Regions from separate parts of the Homo sapiens genome. Here region 2 is linked to region 1. A link is a contact called in ENCODE Hi-C or POLR2A ChIA-PET data. All regions are on one chromosome and are shown on one strand. The core of a region is the stretch at or near the end of the contact, and the rest is flanking DNA. Distances in the headings are between cores, read along the strand shown.

Evidence for each region. A loop is a pair of places that touch in the nucleus more often than their neighbours do. ChIA-PET counts read pairs that join two places held with the same protein, here RNA polymerase II (POLR2A). Pooled maps may share reads with other maps.
Region 2: a loop to region 1 is called in a pooled map, with 6 times the contacts of the local background. The contact joins the promoter of SLC8A3 here to the promoter of TTC9-DT in region 1. A Hi-C loop is called at or near these places in 4 of 37 single-sample maps with no recorded cell type and 4 of 50 pooled maps. POLR2A ChIA-PET finds 5 or more read pairs at or near these places in 1 of 52 experiments (activated CD4-positive, alpha-beta memory T cell).

What each region holds. Positions count from the first base shown.
Region 1 is chr14:70,639,514-70,645,734 of GRCh38, reverse strand. It overlaps TTC9-DT (TTC9 divergent transcript), which reads left to right and starts at 4,437. Exons shown (of 3, transcript NR_110071.1): 1 at 4,437-4,727. TTC9 (tetratricopeptide repeat domain 9) reads right to left here and starts at 3,819. Exons shown (of 3, transcript NM_015351.2): 1 at 3,200-3,819. The coding sequence starts at 3,605. RefSeq lists silencers at 3,265-3,334, 3,355-3,544, 3,765-3,914 and enhancers at 4,385-4,644, 4,745-4,924.
Region 2 is chr14:70,187,665-70,193,861 of GRCh38, reverse strand. It overlaps SLC8A3 (solute carrier family 8 member A3), which reads left to right and starts at 4,911. Exons shown (of 7, transcript NM_182932.3): 1 at 4,911-5,483. It also overlaps the pseudogene LOC646548. RefSeq lists silencers at 4,937-5,266, 5,337-5,476.

The DNA of each region.
Region 1 (6,221 bases), core at 3,188-5,687:
GCTGCAGACCTGGTCGAAGGGTCAGTGGCCTTTCTTCCAGAATAAACCTCCAGTTGCTGGTCTCCTTCCTTTTAGCAGGCACACAGGGGAAAAGATATCTCATGGGCCATGCTGCACTGTTCTGGCTCTAACAGCAATACCAGTGATCATCTTTCCTTCCTTTCTAGCCAATGAGAAGTATAAATACACATGTAAAACTTTTCTGTTGCTATTTAAAATAATCTTCATGAAAATATTTTCATGAAATGTGAAAATGCTTCTGACATAAATAACTGGGATTAAAAGCAGGATACCTGATTGTATACACAGGAGGACCTCAGCTTTGTAAACTGTTTACATTTATTCACAGAAAAAAATACAGGAAGGAAATACACCACAGTGGGTTTCTAACTGGATTAGAGGTAATTGTGTATTTTCTTCTTTAAACGTTTTAGTGTTTTACAAAAGAAAATACATATTAGAGGCATTGATTATTTTGTAATCTGACAAGAAAGGATACTTTCCTATTAGCTGGGACTTCTGAAATAGTCATCACTGATTTTATACATAGCCCTGAAGGAAACAAACATAAGGCTTCCACTTCTCCCCAGAGTGACTTTTTTATTTTTTATTTTTTATTTTTTGAGACAGAGTCTCGTTCTGTCGCCCAGGCTGGAGTACAGTGGCACGATCTCGGCTCACTGCAAGCTCCGCCTCCCGGGTTTATGCCATTCTCCTGCCTCAGCCTCCCCAGTAACTGGGACTACAGGTGCCCGCCACCACACCCGGCTAATTTTTTGTATTTTTAGTAGAGACGGGGTTTCACCGTGTTAGCCAGGATGGTCTCGATCTCCTGACCTCGTGATCCGCCCGCCTCGGCCTCCCAAAGTGCTGGGATTACAGAAGTGAGCCACCGCACCCAGCCCCAGAGTGACTTTTAAGTTGAACCATCCTCCTAGCTGAATTTTGGCTTTGACAAAATTGCTTTGCTTATAATCACTCTTTTCGTTCTTTTGTGAGACTTGACATTTGGAAATAGCCCGTTAGAGCCTTGAATCAAAGTATTCTATTTCTTTCTCCTGGTTACCAGGCCTGAGATCTCCCAAAGGAATTTCCAAAGTGCAAGGCTTTGGAGCCCACCTGAAATTGGGCTCAAGTGAGACAGAGGCCCAGAGGATGCTGACTTTGTGCATCAAAGTATGATGACAAGAACATTGCCTTTGGAGAAGAATGGCTCCGGAGCCTTGAGCTTTTTCTCTGCAAAACTGATGATCATATTTCTTTTACATAGATTATAAAGATTTAAAGAGACAATGTATGGAGGATGCCTAACAGCACACACAATTAATTATTAATATAAGTGGTGAGCACTGGAGAAGGCAGCAGAGGGGGAATATCTGCTATTGCTACTTTCCATTCTCTCACCGTTGAAGTTTTCCAGTGTGTGAGGTGAGGATGGGAGTGGTGGAGCTATCCAGATTTCAGTCCCGCCCTGACTGGGCTGGCCTGACCAAGGACACATCTTTGATTTCACCATGGAAAAGTAACCACGTCTGGGGTGGAGGGCAGGCAGTGCTAGCCACTGGTTGGCAGCCCTAGAATGTCCATGGATAATACTGACTAAATATAAGATTCCATTACCACTCCAAAGTCACCGCATTAGCAATCCACAGTGCCTCGTCCTCCACCCATGGCTGCTCTGCCCTTTAACTATTCATGGGGCAGCAGACAGTATGCCAAAGACTTACAGGAACTAAAGGACTCAAGCTGTATCTTATAATGGATTGAAAGAGTCCATTTTTGCTGTACTACAATTTTATCTGCTACTATTACTGCTAGTATTGCTATTAGCACCACCACTCCTCCAACTGCTGCTACTACTACTCTATTAATCCTTTAAGTCTGTAAAGTACTTTACAATTTACAAAGTGCCTCCGTAGCCTGGGTTTTACCCGATCAAAGATGAGACTGGGCATGGCATTCTGGGAAGACAGAGGTAGGCTGGTACTAGAAACCTCAGAGGGAACAGAGAGATCTGCATTTAAGAACCGAGCAGAATTGCCAGTATTTATTTTTACTCCCCCACCACTGCCTCGGCTTCAGACACATTCACCATTCCCTGCCACACCCAGTCACTCTTCCACCCCTACCCTGCTCTAACTGTCCATAGACAGTTTAGGCAACCTCACATGTCAGGAACTAGGAGGAACTGCCCTTTGTTTGGTCGGAGAAGGTTGACCATGCCAGAATCTCACCAAATGGGGCAAGAGAAGAGGAGAGAATGCTTTTTAAGTTGCCTTTGCCAACCTCTCCCACCTTCTCCCAGGAAGGCCCTAGCAAGAGCCAGACTCTTCTTTTTTTAAGAGACTTTAAATATTCCTGCGCCTAAATTAAACAATTTTTAAATCCCTGATTTTGGCTCTTATCCCCAAAGGGAATGTTGGAATGTACACCTTCTTTGCCCAAGAGTAGGGCCCCCTTTTCCTTCACCCCTAGCAGCCAGCTGGCGTGAGGACTGATGCTACACATAGTGAGAAACGGGCAGGGAGGAGAGGGAGAATGCAGCATAGTTCAAGCCCAACCATGAACCAAGCTTCTTTTGAGATAGAGATCTTCACCTGGCAACCGGGAGCCCCAGCAGAGCTCAGAGAGAAGAAAGTGGCATTCTGGAATCCATTTTGCTCAAGATGCTGAAGGCATGGTGTCAAACTCCCCTTTGCTACTGGGGCCAAAAAACTTGGGGAAGATCTTACCTACAGGGATGCGGTTAGTTGGGGAAAAGGCGAGGACCAATCCTGGTGCTCATGCTACCTAAGGAGAGCAGACAGGTGCGTGGCCTCCCTTGGGACCCACCCGCAGGAAAAAGCTGGGCTAGCGGTGGCTGCGGGGGCCCACCCCGGGCGCTGCTTCCGCATTTTGGACCCAGGTCCACTGGTGAGCAGTAGCAGCAGCAGCCATAGCCAGGCCAGCTGGGTCCCCTTCCAGTCATTTCTAGGTGAGATTTACGATGTATGCTAGCGAAGGGACAAGAGATGATTATGGCCTTTGAAAGGCATAATCCTGAAAGTCACACTTTTTCCAAAGCGCCTCCCTCCCGGGTTCTCCCCAGAGCAACACAGTCACAGCAGGAGAATCTGCACCGCGGGAGCGCCGCAGTGGTCCGCGGAGGGACCGGGCCGAAGAACGGGGACCGCGGCGCGGGGGGCGCGGCGCGGCTCACCTGCCAGGCTGTTGTAACAGTCGATCTCGATGGCTTCCACCGTCTTGCTCTGCTCCTCCGAGAGGCGGCCGGGCTTCAGGGCCCCAGCCGGGGAGGCCGGGCGCGAGTCCCGCTCCCGTTCCCCGGGGGGCGGCAGCAGCCCCTTCAGCTCCAGCAACGCCCGGTGGTATTTGCCTATGGCTTCACGGAATTTCTTGTCCTTGTAGCACTGCGCCCCTTGGCTTTTGAACTCGTGCGCTCGTCGGATGAGCTCGGCCGGCTCGGCCGCCGCCCCGACCTGGCCCCTCGCTGGGGCTCCTCCGCCGCCGCCCGGGACGCACAGCGGCGGCGGTGGCCGCTGCCCCTCTCCGGCCGCGGGCGGGCTCGGGTTCCCCTTGGCCCCGGCCGCCGAGCCCTTTCTCTCCATTCGGCCGCCGCCCCGGCGCCTGGTGCGCGCCGCGATCTGCCCGCCGCCGCCGCCGCCGCCGCGCCTTCCCGGGTTTAAAAGCCGCGGGCGCCGGCCCCGCGCCTCGCAGGCTTCGTGGCGGCCGTGACACCCCGCGGCGGTCTGGCGCCCCGCACTCCCATTCTCCCCGCTGCTGCCAGAGGCTGCTCCAGCCGCCGCCGCCGCCGCCTCGGACGCCGGCCCCTCCCCCGCCTCCCGGCTCCGCGCCGCCCGCTCCCGCCCTCCTCCCTCCGCAACCTGCGGGTGGCGGGGGCCGGTGCTCGCGGGCCCGGGACTAGCGCTGCGGGGGGACCGTGGCCCCGAGTGGGGTGGCGGGGATGGTCGCTGACCCGGAAGAAGCTTGGCTTGCCCGAAGGAGGGGAGGATTAATGACAAAGACGGCCCCGCTCTTTCCCATTCAATCCCGCTCTGCGAGGCGCGCCTAGTCTGAAAGGAGGTGGGGGGAGGGGGGTAGGTGTAGGGGAAGGGGAGTGTGTGTGTGTGCGTGTGTGTGTGTGTGTGTGCGTGCGTGTAGGGATGGGGGGCGGCGGCGACGAAATGCGTGCAGAAATAGATTTCTTAACTACAAGAAAAGGTGCGGCAGGGAACAAGGGGCGCAGGCGCAAGCCGTAGCTGCTAGTTCTTTGCAGTAAGGTGTTAGTATTTTTTAAGGGGGCAGGGCCTCCTTTTTGTGGATCCAGGTTGTCGCTGAGGTGTGTCTCGGTGTGTGTGGTCGCCGGGGCGTCCAGAACGCGACGGGCGGTACAGCGTGTGGGGCGCCGTATTCTGGGAGCCTGTGTATGCGTGTGCTGTGTGCGCGCAGCTGTGCAGGATGAATCACAGACATCAGAGATGGAGAACACCTGTTACTGTGGGTCATCGGCTTGGCGTGCGTCCGGTCTAGTTTCCATTTACAGGACAGTTCTGTGCCCTTCCTCAGGAGGTCCCATTCCTTCCTTCTTTTGGTCGGTTCTGAGTGTCAGCTGTCTACTGGGGATCTGCTAAGGCTAAGAGGCAAAGATAGGCAAGTCACTCCCCTGACCTCAAGAAACTCCCAGTCTACAGGCGAAGATACACCACCCACCGGTAGAGTCGCTGGACCAGGTACAGATGGTGCCTGTCATTGGGGAGGAACGAAAAGTGCTGTGCAGCCCTGAGGGGGGGAGGGAGAGGTAGCTTTTTGAGTAGTGGTAGATCAGGAGGCTTTATGGAGGAAATAGCATTTGAGGACCTTGAAGGCTGGGTAGGATTTGGCATGAAGAAGTAGAAGGAAGTGGCATAGCCGGAGTGAGGAAATCCAGCGGAAGTCCTGATGTTTGAAATCTCAGGTGTGTTTAGGGCATAGTGGTTTGATTTTATAGCCTAATGAGAAGTAGTGGGAAATGACGGGGTTGGATTATGGGGGCTTTTGGATGAAGAGTTTGGATTTGATTTTGGAGTCAATGGAGAAGCCTGACATATTTTTTAGTGCCCTCCCTTCCTTAATGTTAAGAAAAAGAAAGATTCTAGAGCACCGGTTGTCAGAGTGCTGGCCCCAGACCTGCAGTGTCAGCATCACCTGGGAAACAGTTAGAAATGCAAATCCTAGGATCCTACTCCAGACTTAAGAAATCAGAAACTCTGAGGGTGGGTCTCAGTTAACCAGTATATTGGTTCAGATATGCTGCTTTAAAACCTTCCTACTCAAAATGTAGACCTTGGGCCAATATCATCAGCATCACAGGAGAACCTATCAGAAATGCAGAATCTGAAAATCCCACACCTACTAACCCAGAAGCTGCATTTTAACGAGCATACTGGGTGATTTGTTTACCTATTAAAGTGTGAGAAACACTGCTGTAGAGACTTTGGAAAATACAGTAAAGTATAAAGAACCCCCCAGTCTACACCCAGTTGTATTCTTTGTTAATATTTTGATGTAATTCCTACCAGTTGTTTCCTAGGCATCTATATTTGTAAAAAGTGCTCTTTTAGCCAACATAAGTGGTATGGAACAATATACACAATTCATTTACTGTTTGTTGTTGTTGTTGTTGTTTTCTTTTCTTTTTTATTTTTGAGTCAGGGTCTTTCTCTGTCACCCAGGCTGCAGTGCAGTGGCATGATAATTGCTCACTGCAGCCTCAAACTCCTGGGCTCAAGGGATCCTCTCACCTCTTACTTTAGCCTCCTGAGAAGTTGCAACTATAGGTGCACACCACTACCCCTGGTTAATTATTTTTTTTGTAGAGACAGGGTCTTGCAATGTTCCCCAGGCTTGCTTCCTGTGCTTTTTACTTTACATTATATGTAATTAAATATTCTTTTAAAGCCTAATTTTTAATATTCTGTACAATATTCCATTGTAAGTGGCCGGGTGCAGTGGCTCACGCCTGTAATCTCAGCACTTTGGGAGGCGGAGGTGGGTGGATTACCTGAGACTAGAAGTTCAAGACCAGCCTGGCTAACATGGTGAAACCCCATCTGTACTAAAAATACAAAAACCAGCTGGGCATGGTGGTGGCTGCCTGTAATCCCAGCTACTTGGGAGGCTGAGCAGGAGAAACGCTTGAACCCGGGAGGCAGAGGTTGCAGTGAGCCAAGAGCGTGCCATTGCAC
Region 2 (6,197 bases), core at 3,662-6,161, 450 kb after region 1:
GGCAAATGTTCACAGCAGCATTATTCAAAAAATAAAAAACCAGAAACAATTTAGATATCAAGAGCAGAATAAAAAGTTGAGTTGCATATTCATTCAAAGGAAACTATACATAAATGAAAAATCACAAATTGCTGCTACACACAACAATATGAATGAACATCACCAAAATTATGCTGAGCAAAGAACCCCCAAAACAGTACTTTCCATCTGCTTCCATTTACGTAGAGTTCAAAGTCACATAAGATTAATGTGTGGTTTTAGAAGTCAGGAGAGCCGTTCCCTCTGGAGAAGAGGAAGAAGCATCGCTGGGAGAGGCACGAGGGGAGCTGCTGGGGTACTGGTAATATTTATTGTTCTGGATGATGATTAAATAAAATATATTCACATTGTGAAAATTCTTTGAGCTATAGTCATGACTTGTGCACATTTCTGTATGTATATCCTACTGCAATAAACTTTATAAAAGGAAAAATAAATAATTGACAAATTTTTGAAATACAAGTTATAATGAGATTAAAAATAATATAACGCATAGGGAAGAATTATGTCTCACTAAATAAATACCCTATTATCAGACAGGGTTTACTAAACTTCCATCCTCCCTACAGAGCTGTTCCAGAACTTACTTTTAGCTTCCACTTGACTGCTGTTGTTTCTCAACTGCTATCAGATTGTATAGTCCAAGGGCTGTGGAATGCTGGCACCTAGGTTGCTTGTGAGAAGAGACACTGTGGCTTGTGTGGGATGCAGTGCCACTGGTGGCCAGGACTGGCAGGTCGTCTGCTTATGAAGTGCCTGAGGCCCCGCTTTTGGAGAGGCACTGACTTGTGGAGTTCTGCAGCATAATGGCAAATACTGGGGCCCCACCAAGAAGCCATGTGGTCCCTTCCCACTATTCATCCCATCTGCCCTATTACTTGCTGCTCAGCCTCTAGAGAAAGGGTATTCTATGACAAGGACTCACAGAATTAGGGCTACTATGACAAAATACCAAAGACTGAGTGGCTTAACTAACAGAAATTATTTTCTCATAGTTCTGGAGCCTAGAACTCCCACATCAAGGTGTCAGCACATTTGATTTCTCTCTCCTTGGCTTGCCTTCTCGCTGTGTCCTCACAAGGTTGTCCCTCTGTCTGTCTGTGTCCTAATCTCCTCTTCTTATAAGGATAGCAGTCATAGTGGATTAGGGCCCACACTGACGGCACTGTTTTAATTTTATTACCTTTTTAAAGACCCTGTCTCAAAACCCAGGCACATTCTGGGTACTAAGGGCTAGGGCTTCAACACACAAGTTTTGGGACACACAATTCAGTCCATAAAAGAGTCTGTCTAGTTCTTACCAAGCTCTGTGACTGGGCTGAATCCTGTAGCTTCTCGGGTCCTGAGTTTCTTCCCAACTTGAAAATGAGGTTTGTGGCTCTTGCTCCCAATGCTGATGTTACACAGCTTACTTTCCATCTTCCTTGTGAACATCTCCTTGGGTTCCAGTACAGCTAGATATAAGTAACAATGGCAGAAATGCAAGTACGGTGTCATTACATTTAATGTTTTCCAACCCTGTATGCATGTAGTGGGGAGAAAAAAAGAAGTGAGAATGTCCAGAGTTGAAAGCAGTCTGAGACTTCATAGGCCACGTGAAGGTTGGCTGTAGAACTTAAGATGGGAGAGAAGCAGGGTTGGGGGAGAACAAAAGTAGGGGAGAAGGAGAATTGATATATATTTGGGGATTGGTCTGTACCAGAAACTGTAATCTCACTGAAGCTTCACAACAACCTCACGAGGTGGGTATTATTATTATTAATAATAATAATTAATAATAATAATAATAATTATTATTATTATTAATAATAATAATTATTATTATTCCCATTTTACTGGTGAGGACACTGAGGCTCAGAATGCAGAGCTGGGCTTTGCTATTTCAGTCTACCTAGAACTCAGAGGAACCTACGCAAGTCAGCTCTGCCGACAGCGTTGGTTGAACATGCTTTGGCACCTCTTGCCTTCCTCCCCGCAGCATTGCCCTGTCACAGGTGACAAGAGGAAGACAAGGTTCCTGTCTGTTTTGTTTGGTAGTTCTAAAAAAATGACATGACCAATTCTGTTGTTGTTGCTGGTTCAGTTTTAGTGAATAGGTAATGTTCACTGAAAATATATCAATAGATATTAACAAGCAAACAAATAAAATTCTGGCACAAGCAAAACTAAGCCACAGTGACAGAAAGCAGATCAATAGTTGCCTGTGGGAAGAGCGGATGAGTATAAAGGGGCCTGAGAGGACTTCTGGGGGAGATGAAAATGTTCTATGTCTTGACTGAGGTTGTTGCTCTACATGTATGTACTTGTATAAAAACTCTTCAAACTATACACTTAAAACAGGTGAGTTTTTAGTAGTAGTAGTGATGTTTGGATACCTGTAACTTTATCTCCATTAGAAATGTCAGATATTTTAATATCATCAGTTAGTTTTTGCAGGTATCTTGAAATATTATTCATGTTCCTCACTACTGGGATAGTTTTGCAGATTCATGTTCCTCACTACTGAGATAGTCATTTAGCCTGTGCACTAGACCTTGCTTTTGATGCCTTCATAAAGCATAGATCAGAAAAAAGGTGAGTTGTTGTATGTAAATTACACCTCAATAAAGTTGATTGATACAAAGAGAAACAAAATCACCAGAAATCCCACCACCAAGAGATAACCACTACCATTTTGGGGTTTTTATGCTGCCAGGGCATTCATCCCCACCCCGCCACCCCCGCACATGCTGTGTTACACTGTGTTCTGGGGTTTTTTTTCTCTCTGTCTACGATATATTATAAAAACCTTTCCACACCAGTACACAGAATGCTGCATCTGTATTTTTACAGTGGTAGAATACAGCATTATGTCAACAAAACATGTTTACTTCACCAATTTGTTGTGTTGGAAAATTAAGATGTTTCCAATTTTTCACTCTTAAAAACACTACCATGAATATCCTTGTAACTAAATATTTGAGCATATCCTTAATGATTGCCATAGAATAAATTTCTTCCAGTAAAATTACTGGGTCACAGGCATTCACGTTTTTAAGGAATTTGATGTATCTTTCAAAATTGCCCTACCTAAAAACTCTATCAATTTAGGTGCCCATTAGCCATCTCTTTGTCTCTACTGTAGACTCTCAATGTGTAGACTCAGCATTGTGACTCTCCACGGGAGCAGACACAAGGTAAGTCCCAGTAACTGACATATCCTGAGATCCCACAACTTTAGAAGCTATTGAAACCTTTCAAAGTCAGTCCCAGCCCTAACTTTAAATGAAATTCAAGACCCATAAAGGTTCAGGGGTCTGAAAGCACTCCTACTGCTCCTACTGAGCACATCCAGGATTCTGACTCCGGACTCAGGCCAGAAACCACCACACAGCTTGCTAACGGAACACTGAGTCAAAGGACCAGCAAAGACCTCCTGCCATCTCAGGCTTAGAGATTCCCTAGTCTCTACACCCCCTTAATCTGTTTGAACCAAGCCTTGCTCCAGAGCAGCCGGGCAAAGGAGCCAGGGATCTCAGGAGTCACACACACTGTTGACGTCTCAGCACAACTCCGGTTGGTTGCATTTTATTTCAATCCTTGGCTCTGCTGCACGTGGCCTTGGGATGGTTATTTAACCTAAGGCTCAATTTCCTCAACAAAAAAATGGAGTTGGTAATTGTACCTAGCTCACAGAGTTTTAGTAGGATGGCATGAGGTAATACAATCAAATTCACTAGCACCACTCCTGGCCCTTAAAAGGTGCTGCTATTTGGTAAGTATTATTATCATTTGTTGGCCCCTCACACTTAGCCTCAGGCAGCAGAGAGGCCTGAAAGAGAACAACTTCCTGCCCTTACATTCTGACTTTTCTGCACTGGTGTCGCTACAGAAGGCCAGCCACCAGGCTCATTTTAGATCTGCCTAATGCCACCGATAAGCTGAGGGCTTGAAACCCCATTCTTAGGAGTGGCTTGCCCACCCCGCATGCCTCTAGGACCAAGCCTGACAAATATAGCAGAAATTACAGGCATCTGATTTAAGGCTACGTGTGTACACTTCGCCTGAGCCAAGCCCCAAGCCCTAGTCCCGCTGCTGCATCAAAGGACCAGCTCTCTTCCAGCCTCCAGGCCCAGAGTAAGCAGCAATTTGGGAGGCAGCCCCCTCTTATTTTTAGCTTTAGAAACCCGAAAAGCCAACATACCAGAGCTCACCCAAGCGTCTCTCACAAACTGTTGTTTGACTTGGGTTGAGAAAATGACAGGCTGGGTTCTGCACCAAGAAGAGAAGAAAAAAAGAGGGGGAAAAAAGGAGTTTTCTTTTCCCTCCGCTGCCAATCTCCATCCCCCTCAACTCCTCCCCTAGGCCTGGGTGGACCCTGCCTGGGTAATAGTTCCCTGCTATATTTAAAAACCACAGATGTGTTTGGTGGAGACTTAATTTCGGAATTGCAGGCAGCGTCTCCTGAGGACAAGGGGAAAGCCGGTGCCGCGCGCCCGCCTGCTGCCTGGAGCTCCCAACTCGGCGGAATCCAGGTCAGGACGCGCCGCCGTTTTGACGTGCTGCCGGCCGGGAGGCGCGGGCGCCAGGCTCCAACGACTAGGGTGGGTGGCCGCGGGGCAGGGGTTGGATCTGAATTCGTCCCTCGGGGGCTCTGGATGCGGGATGCGGGATGCGGGATGCGGGCTCGACTTCCTCGCTGCTGGTCGAGGAGCGTTCTGAGAGTCTCCCCTCCGCGCGCGAGGATAAATATGCGCGGCTTGTCAGTCAGTGCGGCGCTGTCTCCCAGCTGATAGGGTGACGTTCCGTTTGGAGGCTTGGAGATTGGCTTTTTGATTTGGCTTCTTCCGGCAGCTTAATGGGCAAAGCTCTCCGCTCGCCCAGAAACCAGCCTCTCCGCGCGTCCCCTCTGCGCGCGGCGAGGCCGAGACGTCTCCCGCGGTGACAGCGTGCAAGGCGGAGACCCGGCGCGCTCCCAGCCCAGGGAAAGCCCAGGCGACGCGACCGCAAGCCCGAGCCCAGGTCCCTCGGAGCCGCCAGGGCGCGCCGGGCTGCTTGCCTTCCTGCCCCTTCCTGCAGGAATCCCCCGCCGCCCGCGGCCGGGACTCCGGGCCTCTCCCGGGCGTAGATTCCAGTCACCGCTCTGGGTCGGGGTTTCCCTCTTTCTGAAATCCGTGCGGAAGGACCCCTCCCGGGGCCCCTCGCCCTGGCCCCAGACACCCTCCCTCCCAGACCCCGCGCTCCAGATGCGCTGCCCCGCAGCTCCCTGACAGCTGCGAGCCCACGAACCCCGGCGGGAGGGCGGCGGCGGCGGACTGACATGCCCCGGACGCGGCTGCGGCCGGCGGGCAGCCCGCGGGGGCGATGAGCCGCTGCGACCGGTGAGGCGCCGGGCGGCGGGGGCATCGCGTACCTTCCTCACCCCCCTCCCTTGCCCACTCCGCTCGGGAGGCCGAGAGGAAACGGTGAGTAATGGGGTGAGCCTCCTGCCCTTCCCCCTTAGCGGGCAGCCGAGACATGGGAGGTAGAGGTTGGGGGGCTTGGGATGCCCCTAAGAGGATCCCTGATTGTGAGTAACGGGGTTAAGTTATTTCTCAAGATCATTCATATGAACCGCCTTCCTGTGGATTTAGTGCCAGGAGAAGTGGGGTGAGGGTGCCCCGGAAAGTGTACATTGTGTATGCAGTGTTGGGGGGGCAGATCTGGCAGAGTGGGTGTCTACAGGAGGGTGCCGCCGGGTGGGGAGGGGCAGAGAGAGATGCCTGGGCAGGTGGGTACAGTTGGATCGTGAGCATGCTGGGTTGGTAGCGGGTGCTGTTTGGGGAGACTGACTGCTGTGTTGTGTGTGCTGGATGCATGTCGGCATATGTGTGCCACCTGGGCCAGGGCGTGTTGTGCTTCTGGTGCTGTGAGTGTCCGCCGGGTTTGGGGGCTAGCAGGGAAGCGCGTTATCCACTCGGCGCGCGCCCGCGTGCACATACGCACGCACGCGCTCACCCCAATCTCGGGACTCCACCGCCGCGGGTCGGGAGCTGCAGCCCCAGAGCACCCACCGCTGGGGCCAAGGGGGCGAGGGAGAAGGAGGGTTTCTCCAGTGCTGCACTCTCCAGCCCCTGGTGGTCTGCGTGATCCGGGACTCGGTGGAGAGAATCGAAATATATAACTAACCCTCCCCCGAT